Regions from separate parts of the Homo sapiens genome. Here region 1 is linked to region 2. Evidence: chromatin loops called from intact Hi-C (ENCODE). Cell type or tissue: heart right ventricle. All regions are shown on one strand. Links, peaks and the distances in the headings refer to the core of each region. The heading gives the core; the rest is flanking DNA.

What was found. Hi-C counts contacts between places; a loop is a spot of excess contacts. Peaks named below come from ENCODE experiments on the same cell type or tissue, not always from the same donor. Only the 100,000 strongest peaks of a DNase experiment are listed, where the experiment ranks them.
Region 1: a loop joins it to region 2, with 5 times the contacts of the local background. A loop is called at or near these places in 1 of 110 quality-filtered maps.

The regions. Positions count from the first base shown.
Region 1 is chr1:114,059,687-114,065,061 of GRCh38, reverse strand. No RefSeq gene overlaps it. Among named protein-coding and RNA genes, the nearest start is that of OLFML3, 83 kb to the right of the region's middle. In heart right ventricle, for the core only: no CTCF peak of the experiment used is centred there; no DNase peak of the experiment used is centred there.
Region 2 is chr1:114,111,304-114,116,678 of GRCh38, reverse strand. The region is part of intron 3 of SYT6 (synaptotagmin 6); the gene reads left to right. Among named protein-coding and RNA genes, the nearest start is that of SYT6, 40 kb to the left of the region's middle. In heart right ventricle, for the core only: no CTCF peak of the experiment used is centred there; a DNase peak (open chromatin) is centred at 2,636.

The DNA of each region.
Region 1 (5,375 bases), core at 226-5,225, 52 kb after region 2:
GACATTGATTCCATGTCCAGTCAGCATCCGCGGACATGTAAGAACCATGCAGTCTGTAATTCTGTCCCTTCCTAGAGTTATGAGCAGCCAAGCATCCTGAAACATACATAGCAGAATATCCATATATTATACATATCTCTACTTGGAATCCATAGTCCCTGAAAAAGAGTCACAACCCAAACTGAGATTATAATCTTTCCGTACCCCAACTCTTCTCCTTCCATGATCCCAATCTCAGTGAATGGCATCACCATCCATATGGTTCTCCAAACTAGAAATGAGGGTGCTACCCTCCACTATGTTTTCTACTCTATTCCCCACATCTAATTAAACATCAAAGTTTACTGATTTTTCCTGCCAAATATCTCTTGAATTCATCTACCTGTCTTGAAACCACCAGAATTAGATTATGCTATTATAATCTCATCGCTAGTTAATCCCAATAGCCTTCTAACCAATCTCCCTCATTCCATCTTTCTCCTTCCAAAACATATGATATTCAGACACATCTGATCATGTCTCTCTCTGCTTAAAACCTTTCAGTAGTGTTCCAATGTTCAAAACCCTCCATAATTTAGCCTTCACTTACCTCTCCAGTCTTTCCACTTGACTTCACTCTGAGATAGAGCTAGGCTGAGCAATTTACAGTTCCCAGAAGCCACATTTTCCAGTTTTTCTTTCAGCTCACCTTTGTTCATGCTCTGCACCTCTCAGGAAGCCTTCCCTGACCTCTCTTAGTCTACATTATATGTGTTTTCTGTGCACTCTCATAAGGGATTTAGCATTATCATAGTTCTTATCACTCTGTATTGTAAGTGCCTATTTCTTTATCTGTATATACCCCAAGACGTTAAATTTCTTAAAGGCAGGGACTGAGTCTTTTTGATCATCGTACTTGACACATATTCAATACAGGTTTGTTGAATAAAAGAGACACATTTATCTGTAAGCACTTCTTTGTTATTACAATAATTGCTAGCTTTTATTCAGGGTCTTCTATTTTGTAAAGGATATTCACAAGTTGTGTCTCATTGGATCATCCCAGCAAACCTGACATAAAGTCTTCCCAGCTCAGACACAATGCCAAGAAAGAAAGAAAGAGGAATGTCACTCTTATTTACCTAAGAAGGAAATGTAATTCAAATATATTAAGTGACTTGCCTGTTGGCAAGTGTCTAGTACTGACTCCTATTGGGGAAATCCATAAGCAACACAGCTGGGCAGCAGGTATCTATCTCTGTCAGAAAAGAAATCACAAGAATGAGCATGTTCTAAAGAAAAATGTGCTATGAGTAGTGACATTTGAGACAGGAGATGCTGAAGCTGATAGGAAGACAATGAGGAATCTATTCCAGGAGTTTGCAACTGCCACTTAGATACAAGGGAATGGATGACTTGGTCCTCTGGCAAGTAGAGTGGATATTATGATCCTTAAATGATGATTTATGATGTTCCCTAATGGTAGTGCATATGGCTGGGCTAAGCAAGGATTAGATACAATACAACAGGCTCAGTAAGCTGCTAAATATTGGCCAGGGAAAGGTTAGGTACGGGGTGGCCTGATTTTCCATAGAACAACATGGTGAGGTAGGCCAAGTAGAAATCAAGGGTCAGGGAGGGTGTAGAATACAGAATGGGCTTAGCTGCTGCTGCCTATGAGGGATGAGGTCTGCCACTCCATACGGCCCTGTTCCAGCTGTATTCCAATTACCATTCAGAGCCTACTCTCTTGATGATCAATAAGAGCACTATTTGTTACTGTTGTCATTTTTATTATTAGTTTAGTACTAAGACATTAGAGCACTTTAACAACAACAACAAAATGCTTCACATGTAGGGAAAAAACTTAGGAAAAAAAGACCTGGCTCAATTAAATAAGATTATGTCCAGAAAACCTAAGCCATTGACAGATCCACAGTAACAGATGCACATCTCCATTTGTAGTACCAGTCATACAGAAAGGAAAAGAAAAAAGTGACGCAAAAAACAAATAGCTACAACAAACAGCTTTGCCGCTGGGCAGATCTCAGACAGTCAGGAGTTCCTTTGCTGGTTCCAGTACTTGTAGTTGAATTAAAGCTCCCTAAATGCGGACAAAGTCGTTCTAGCAGCTAAACACGTGTTTGCATAATTGAGCTAACCAAAAGTAAATTAAGGATCTGTGTTTCTGGGATCCACTGTTGAAATGCACTGTGGTATGGCCTAGTGTGAAAAAAAATCATTAATCCCAGGAGCTGATAAGGCAAGGGTTTTACCCGATGACTGAGAACTACAATTTTTAACAGGAAGTAATTTCTTCCAGCTGTCTGCCTTGCAGAGTTACAGAATTTCCAGCTATTTCAAACGTCTTAGCCCTTGCCCTGCTAAATTGGGCTCAGCCCAGCCCCAATTCCAAGAATGTAAATTTAATTTAAGACATACATAATTTGAAGATGGCTGGGTGCAGTGGTGCATGCCTGAAATCCCAGCACTTTGGAGGCAGAGGCAGGCAGATCGCTTGAGCTCAGAAGTTTGAGACCAACCTGGGCAACATGGTGAAACCCTGGCTTTACAAAAAATTAATTAGGTGGGTGTGGTGGCATGCACCTGTAGTCCCAGCTACTCTGGAGTCTAAGGTGGGAGGATCAACCTGAACCCTGGAAGTGGAGGTTGCAGTGAGCTGAGATTGCACCACTGCACTCCAGCCTAGGCAACAGAGCAAGACTCTATCTCAAAATATAGATAGATAGATAGATAGATAGATAGATAGATAGATAGATAGATAGATACATAGATACATAGATAGATAGATAGATTTAGATAGATATATATGTATTAGTTCCCCGTTTTCCCATCATCCTTTAATCTGGTGGGGATTAATTTGAGAATGCAAGCCCTAGTATGGAAAAATGGGCCTCACATTGTGCTCAAAGTCACTTTCATTTTAGTCTTAGCTGGGCCACTATTATATCTCTCACATCCAATCTACAAGTGCTGTTGGCTCTATCTCTAAACTATCTCCATTTCCAGCTCCAACCCAACTCCTACCATTGCAGGGTTTTTGGGGTGTCACTCTTCTGGCCGGAAACCTCCGTGATCAGTGTTACCTTTGCCCAAGTTTTGCTCAGACCCACTGGACTCATTCCACCCACTCAGCCTGGCACACTGCACTCAGCTCATGATACCAGCCTGGATCCCACACCTGCCAAGGGGGAGCCAGGCATGGAGCGGTGAGGAGTATGTAAGCAAGCAAGCATGGGGTCTGGCACTGCACACAATCAGGCATGCCAGCTGCTACAGGGGACAGGCAGCTCCAGGTGATAGTATGGGTGCAGACTCTCTGCAGGGCTGCAGCTGGATCAGGTGCACAGCAAGCAGCTTCCACAACTGCCACTGGGAAACACAGCAGCAACCAGAAGCTTGGAGATTCCAGGAACCACAAGGCCCCAAAGAGTGAGTCACAGCTCTGGCTCGGGGAGTTCCCATGTCTGGGCTCCCCATAGGGCTGCAGCTCTTCTCTCCTTCTCTTTACCTGCAATGTGGTGAGCAAGGGGCATGTTTCAGCCCTGTTTGTGTTATAGCCCTTTCAGCCTTGCCATTCAGCAGGTCCCAAGTTCTTGTCTTGAGTCCAGGAAGAATGAGGTACATGGACAAGTGGATGGTAAGCAAAGCAAAGAGAAGCTTTATTGAGTGACTGAATGGTTCAGAGGAGGCCCTGGAGTGGTAGCTCCTCTCTGCAGCTGGTCATCCTGACATCTGCTCAGCTTTGGCTGAGCCCAGGGCTTTTATGAGCCTCAGTGGGGAGGAAGTGCATGCTGATTGGTCCCTGGGCAGCCATGGGCAGGCCCAAAAGAGGCACCACAAGCTCCCACTCTGGTCTGTGGGACTGGCAGCCTGGCCCCCACCCAGCCTTCAGGCCCTCTCTGGCCTGAAGGGGCAGGGCTCCCACTTGTCCCCAGCTCCTGCTGGCTCCATGGAGTGGGCAGCCCCAGCCACACCTCCCTGCTGCAGCTGGCATGATGGCAGTGGCAACTCCAGACAGGCTGCCACTGCCATGACTACCACTTTAAGTCACCATCATCTCTCCCCTCTCTTTGGCTTGCTGTAAGGGCTCCTAACTGGTCTCTGCTTCCACTCTTTCCCCCGCAGTGCATTCTCCACACAACAGACAGATCCTTTCCTTTGTAATTTTTAATATGCATTTTAAAAATATATATAAAAGTATAGTATAATAAAGCCCCAATTATTTAATTATTTTCTGAAATAAAGCAAATCCTAGTCATCATAACACATCACCCATTGCCACTTCCACATTGCCACTTCCACATCTCCAACTAATACAGACTTTCTTATTTCTTGTTTGTCTTTTTGTCACTCTCAGTATATGCTTAACAGACTTTCTTTTAGCCCCAAAGCATGCTATTATCACACTTAACAAAATAAATGATAATTATGTAATATAACCTATCTAATACCAAGCCCATATTCAAATTTCCTAGGTCATCTCAAAGATCTCTTTTTACAATTAGTTTGTTTCAATAAGGATCCAAACTAAATCTAAACATAGTGTTTGCTTATGTCCATTAAGCCTCTTTCATTCAATAGTAGTCCTCCCTTCTTTCTTTTCATGTCATTGATTATCCTCTTTAAAATATAAATTGATCAGGTCATTCCCTGCTTCAACCCTCCTGCCCCCCAACAGCTTGCCTTTGCAGTTAGAATTAAACCCATAAACCTTACCATGCTGATATTATTTGGCTCTGTGTCCCACCCAAATCTTATCTTGAATTGTTATCCCCAGGTGTTGAGGGGAGACCTGGTGGGAGGTGTTGTGTCATGGGGGCAGTTTCCCCAATGCTGTTTTGTGATAGTGAGTTCTTACACCATCTGATGGTTTTATAAGTGTTTGGTACTTCCTCTTGCTCACTTCTTCTGTCTCCTGCTGCCCTGTGAAGAGATCCCTTCCACCATGAAGAAATTTCTGAAGAAAAGAAGCTTAATTGACTAACAGTTTCACAGGCTATACAGGTAGCATGGCTGAGGAGACCTCAGGAAACTTACAATCATGGCAGAAGGCCAACGGGAAGCAGGCAAGTCTCATGTGGCCACCAGAAGAAAGAGCAAAGAGAGAAGTGCTACACACTTTTAAGCAACCAGATCTCATGAGAACTTACTATCACAAGAACAGCAAGGAGGAAATCTGCCCCCATGATCAAATCACCTCCCACCAGGCCCCTCCTCCACCACTGGGGATTAAAATTCAATGTGAGATTTGGGTGGGGACACAGAGCGAAATCATATCAATGTGCATACATGGGAGTCTTCAGAATGGAGGATTTCTTTGGAAGGAGTTATTGCTATCTTATGAGAGTCAACTTCTTCTACCCAAGGGAAAG
Region 2 (5,375 bases), core at 155-5,154:
TTGCTTCCTAGTGGCATGTGATGGGAGTTGCTTTGCTCTGATCCTTAAATATCCCGCACCAAGGGAATGAATTTTGAGATCTGACACCTTCAACTCTCCCAAGAAGCCTGTAGAGATCACAGACCATCTCCTCACCCTTCCTCAAGACCTAAGGAAGCAAGGAAATAACAGTGAGGAATATAACTACACCTTTACAGGAGACAGGGGAAACACTTCACTGGCTCAAAACTTTTTCATATGTGGGTTTCCTCCTCCCAGTCCTGGTGGCTGCTCCCCAGAGACCTCAGGTACAAAGATCTGTGCAGAGAGGGCCCGGGGTTCTTCCACTGAACTGCCGCGTTGGGGACAAGAATTTTGGCCCAGGGGTTCTGCCCCTGCTGGCCTAGCTTCTCCCCCTCCCTCCTTCCCCTGAGGCAGTGTCTGCTGCAGCAGTTTGGCACTTGGTGAGAGAATGACTTAACAGGTGACTTTCGTGAGAAATGACGGGCTGAGGCCAGGGTGCTGCACTAGCAGGTTTAAGTGAGCAGGATGTATCCTCTCATAGTCTGTAACGCAGGGTGACACCATCCATTCATCTTCTTTCAAGAGAGGCAGGTGGGGGCAGGCAGAAGGGAGGTAATATTCTAAGTCTCAGAGCTTTCTCTCTCATGCTTCTTGCTTCCAGAACACCAAGAAATTTCACCTTCAAAACCTACACGGTCCTCGGCAGCCCTAACCCTCAATAACCAGGGACAGAAGGTGGGGTGGAGTGGGGTGGAGCATGGACAGTCCCAGAGGAGGCTGGGTGGGATGGAGGAGAAGAGCAACACCTTCAGAGTCAACAAACCTGAGTCCAAAGCCAAGCTTAGCACATGAGACCCTAGGCAAGTTATTTAACCTCTATGAGTTTCAGTACAATGTAGAGATGATTATGCGCTCCTCCCAGGCATAGAGTATGAGTAAAATGAACGTAATATGTGTTAAGAGCTGGGTGCAGTGGCTCATGCCTGTAATCCCAGCACTTAGGGAGGCCGAGGCGGGCAGATCATGAAGTCGGGAGTTTGAGACCAGCCTGGCCAACATGATAAAACCCCGTCTCTACCAAAAATACAAAAATCAGCCCGGCATGGTGGCATGCACCTGTAATCCCAGCTACTCGGGAGGCTGAGGCAGGAGAATTGCTTGAATCCAGGAAGCCGAGGTTGCAGTGAGCCGAGATCGCACCACTGCAGTCCAGCCTGGGCGACAGAGCGAGACACTCAAAAAAAAAAAAAAAAGTGTTAAGTACCCAACATAGTGCCTACAAACTAGTAGATGCTCCATAACTGTTAATCTCCTCCTCTCTTGACTTTGGCTTTAATCACCAAAATAAATAGATTCAAAGAAGTGGAAGAAACTTCAAAATCCTGTCCAGAGTATTCGTGTTCAATTGGTTCTTCCAACTAGACAAAAGCAATGGTTGTCAGTTCCTGAGACTTCCCTGGGGCATGTTAAACATAGATTATTGGCCCTGCCTTCTGGTGAGGGTAGGGCCCAAGAATTTGTGTTTCTGATTAGTTCCAAGTGATGCTGATCTTATTGGTCAGGAACACATCCTTGGAGATCTATGGCAATAAGGAATATTTACAGAGTGGTGTCAGATATCTTTGAAACACTGTCTTTGCTTAATACCTAATTTTCTTAAACCCTGTAAATTTGGATAAGGCAGCTTCTTTCTAAAATATACCCAGTGTGCCATGTGGTGCACAGGAAAAAGGCAAAGGGAAGTAAGTGGTGAGGGCCAGGACCAGTCCAGCAGCCCACATGGCTTCGATCCTTCAGAACCCTTGCTTGTGCCTAAAAAAAGAGAAGAGGCCTTTTATGCCTTAACTTTTGCTTGGCAGCTCTGATATTTAATGACTTCAGTTGCATTAGGACATGTTCCATGTCACAGAGATTCTAATAGGGTCTGACCTGGGGCAACCTCAGAATCTCTCGCCTTATATCACGAACTGAGGCTATGTAACACTCATCTGGGAAGCCTGTCAATAATGCAAACATCCAGGCCCCGCCTCCAGAGATGATGACTCAGTAGATCTTGGGCGCAGCTCAGGAATCAAGTCTCCACCTCCCAAGCTTCTAATGCAGGGAATATTCAGCCCACCCGCTGAGGAACACCTATGAGGCTCCACCCTGACACCATCTCAATAACCACAGCAACCCTCCTGGGGAGACCAGAGGCTGAGGCTGAGGTTAAGCAAGGGCCTACTCTTGTCACCCATTCATTTTGCCACCTTAACCAGGTGAGCCCCACAAAGCTGAGTTGCTCATTAATTCAACAAATACTTGTCAGCATCTGTTATACACCAGGCACCGTGCTCAGTACTGAGAATACAGTGGTGAGTAAAATATGAGGTTGAGATTAGGGTGAGGCGAGTGAAGTACCCAGGGGGCAGAATGGAAGGGGACACTCACTCTTGGATACATGCATGAACCTGACAGTGAGCACTTCCTTCACTTTTGTACCTGGGCACCTGCTTTGCCTCACCCTTGTCCTGGCCCTGGCAAAACAGACCCAGATCTGTCCTTCGGGAACACAGTTGGCAGCAGAGGGAGGCGCTGGAGGAAGTGGCCTGAGATGAGTGGGTCTCTGCCATGTGAAGAGCTGGGGAAAGAACGGTCAATCAGAGGAAGAGAAAGTGCAAAGTCATGGGGCAGGAAGAGCCTGGGGCATTTGAGGAAGCCTGTGAGGAGAGCCCTGGCACGGGGGGAGGCTGAAGAGTCAGCCCCGTTCGTGGAGGGCCCTGTAGATCTTGATAAGTGCTTTTGTTTTTATTCCTAGTGAAAGGGGATGCCATTGGAGGTTTTAAACAAGGAGTGGTACAATCCATTTTCCATCTGGGGAAGAGCACTCTGGCTGCTGTGTGGAGAATGGGGCGGGAGAGCAAGGGAAGCAGGGAAGGCAGATAGGAGGCGGCTGTATGCTGGCAGGGGGGTAGGCTTTGGCCTCCGTGTGGCACTGGAGATGGAGAGAGGTGGGTGGACTTGAGATGGAATTTGGAGTTAGAATTATCAGGGCTTGATGATGATCTAAATCCAAAAGAGGAAGGCAGATGTCCACAAAGATGTCTCATTTCTGGCTTGAGCAACTGGGTGGATGGATGGGCCAGGTTGGGGAAAATTAGAGGAGAATGTAAACAGAAAAGGGCAACTTTGAGCCTCTGAGAAGTTTTAGATTTCCAGCCACATGGCCATGTCATTTTGGATATATGAGTCTGGAGTCTAGAAGAGATGTCTGCGGAGGGGCCATAAACTCAGGAGCCATGAGTGGGGAGATGGATATTAACATTATGGCTGAGTGAGGAGAGAAAAAGCTTGACAAACTTCACTGTTTAGAGGCAGGGATGGGAGAAGAGGCTGGCACAGGAAACCTGAAAAAGGCAGCCAGAGAGGTGGGAGAAGAACCGGAAGGAAGTGGAGTTGTCAAGAGCAGGGCAGTCAACTCTGTGAAAGGCTGGAAAGAGCTTCTCTATGGAGCACCTTGCCATGGCAAGACCCAGAGATTCTGGAGTGTGGGGAGCAGGAGGTGGGGAAAGATCTTAATCTTCAGGGTGACTGTCCCCAAAGAGATGATGAAGCTAAAGCCACTGTCACGCAGTGCAGGCCTGTGCCTTTGGCTGAGACCAAAGCCCTGCCTATTTGGCATCCCCCTCAGGGCACTTGTTTGCAAGAAACATTCCTCAGCTGCCCCAGGAGACTCATCAGGAAACCAGGACCAAGGTATCTTCCCTCCTGCTGAGAGTCCCAGCCCCCACAGCCCTGCGAGGGGCAGAGAGCAGATCTCTCACCACGGGGAGATGTCTGCCCTCTCCCCAGGAGAAACTGGCAGCTATTTGACAGCCACTCGGCAAGACAACTTGTGACAAGAAATTAAGATGGATTTTCATCATTAACTTCATTAATGTACCCTTTACTACCCCCACCACCCCTGTGGTTAATGAAGATGACAGTGGAAGGACCAGATCTGAAGTGAGGTCCTCGGCTCTGGGCTCTCAGGCACAAGCACCCTACGGCACAGACTTCCTGGCTTGACCAGGCATTACTGCCATCTCTTCTAAAATTTCTCCAAACTCCACTCCTCTCAAGCTCCTTTCCACTCTCTCAGCCCCTCTTCTTCTCCACCCTCACTTTAAAAAGTCATTAGGAAGAGATCTGCACCTCCCAGTGTGTTCTGACTCACGGATATTTGCCCAAAAGTAATGGTGCGTGTGAAATACTAAGCCTCTTTTCAAGGGCAGGTTCACGAAGGGGAGGCTGAGAAAAAGTTTCCTAAATAAGACCATCTGTTTCTCTGAAGATGCTCAGATGCTGAAACATTTGCTTCCCGCTGATGTGCTTTAGTCTCAATGGGTCCCTAGGACAAACCCAGACTCAAGGATCTCACCCACGTCCTCCGTGCACCGCTGCTCCACACCGGCTTGGGGGTGCCCGCTTCTCCATGGGGCAGTCCTTAGCTCTGTGTCCACACTGCAGGGTGAAGCTGGAGTATACTGAGTTCGTATAAGGAGCCTCAATTCTGGTTGATCATTTATTCATAATGCTGCAAGGCCCTTGGGGCAGAGAAGCACTTGAGAGTAAAAGCAGGCATGGAACTCAGAACAAACAGAACCTGCCCCAGCACCCAGCAGGAAGCCCCGAGCGTCACAACAGACACATCCCACCCTTCCACCCCAGACACCCCCAGCATTCTTGCTGAAGCCCTAGGAGCCCGGGCCTGAGGCGGAGCAGGGAATCAACTCACGTCACCCAGGCCGGTGTTCACAGCAGGGGCCCCCTCTCGGCACCCTAGGAAGGAGTGCCCACTCCCACAGCTCCTCTCTCCCAGGCGAGAGCTGAGCCAGCTGTGGGAACGTGGGGCGGGCAGAGCGTCAGTCTCCACTCTCCTCCTGCAGCCCCTCACCCGGCAGTTTAGCACATCCTGCCGGGTTCCTCTCGGAAGTCCTGACTTTGCCTTGGGGCAGTTGTAAGATTTCTCCCTTGGCCTTTACCACCCAAGGGCAATGGGAGCACAACCCCAGGCCAGACCAAGGGAGTCAGAGGAGGTGACCCAAGAGGGGGTGACAGGACAGCTGGCCTGGAAAGATCAGAGTTGTCCAGGATGGTCAGAGGGATGGAGAGGTTATTTCAGGTGGTAGAAAGAACAAGATGAAGTCATGAAGGTGGGAAAGATCTTGGAGCATTTAGTGAGGAGGTGTCATCAAGAGGCAGGATGGTGTCATGGCTGAAAGTGGGGGCTCTCAAGCTTCCGTCCACATCCTGGCTGTGCCATTTAGTAGCTGTGTGCCCTTGGGCCACTTGCATAACCTCTCCGTACTTCAGTGTCCCCAGGTAAAAAGTGGTGATAATAGTAGTAGCCA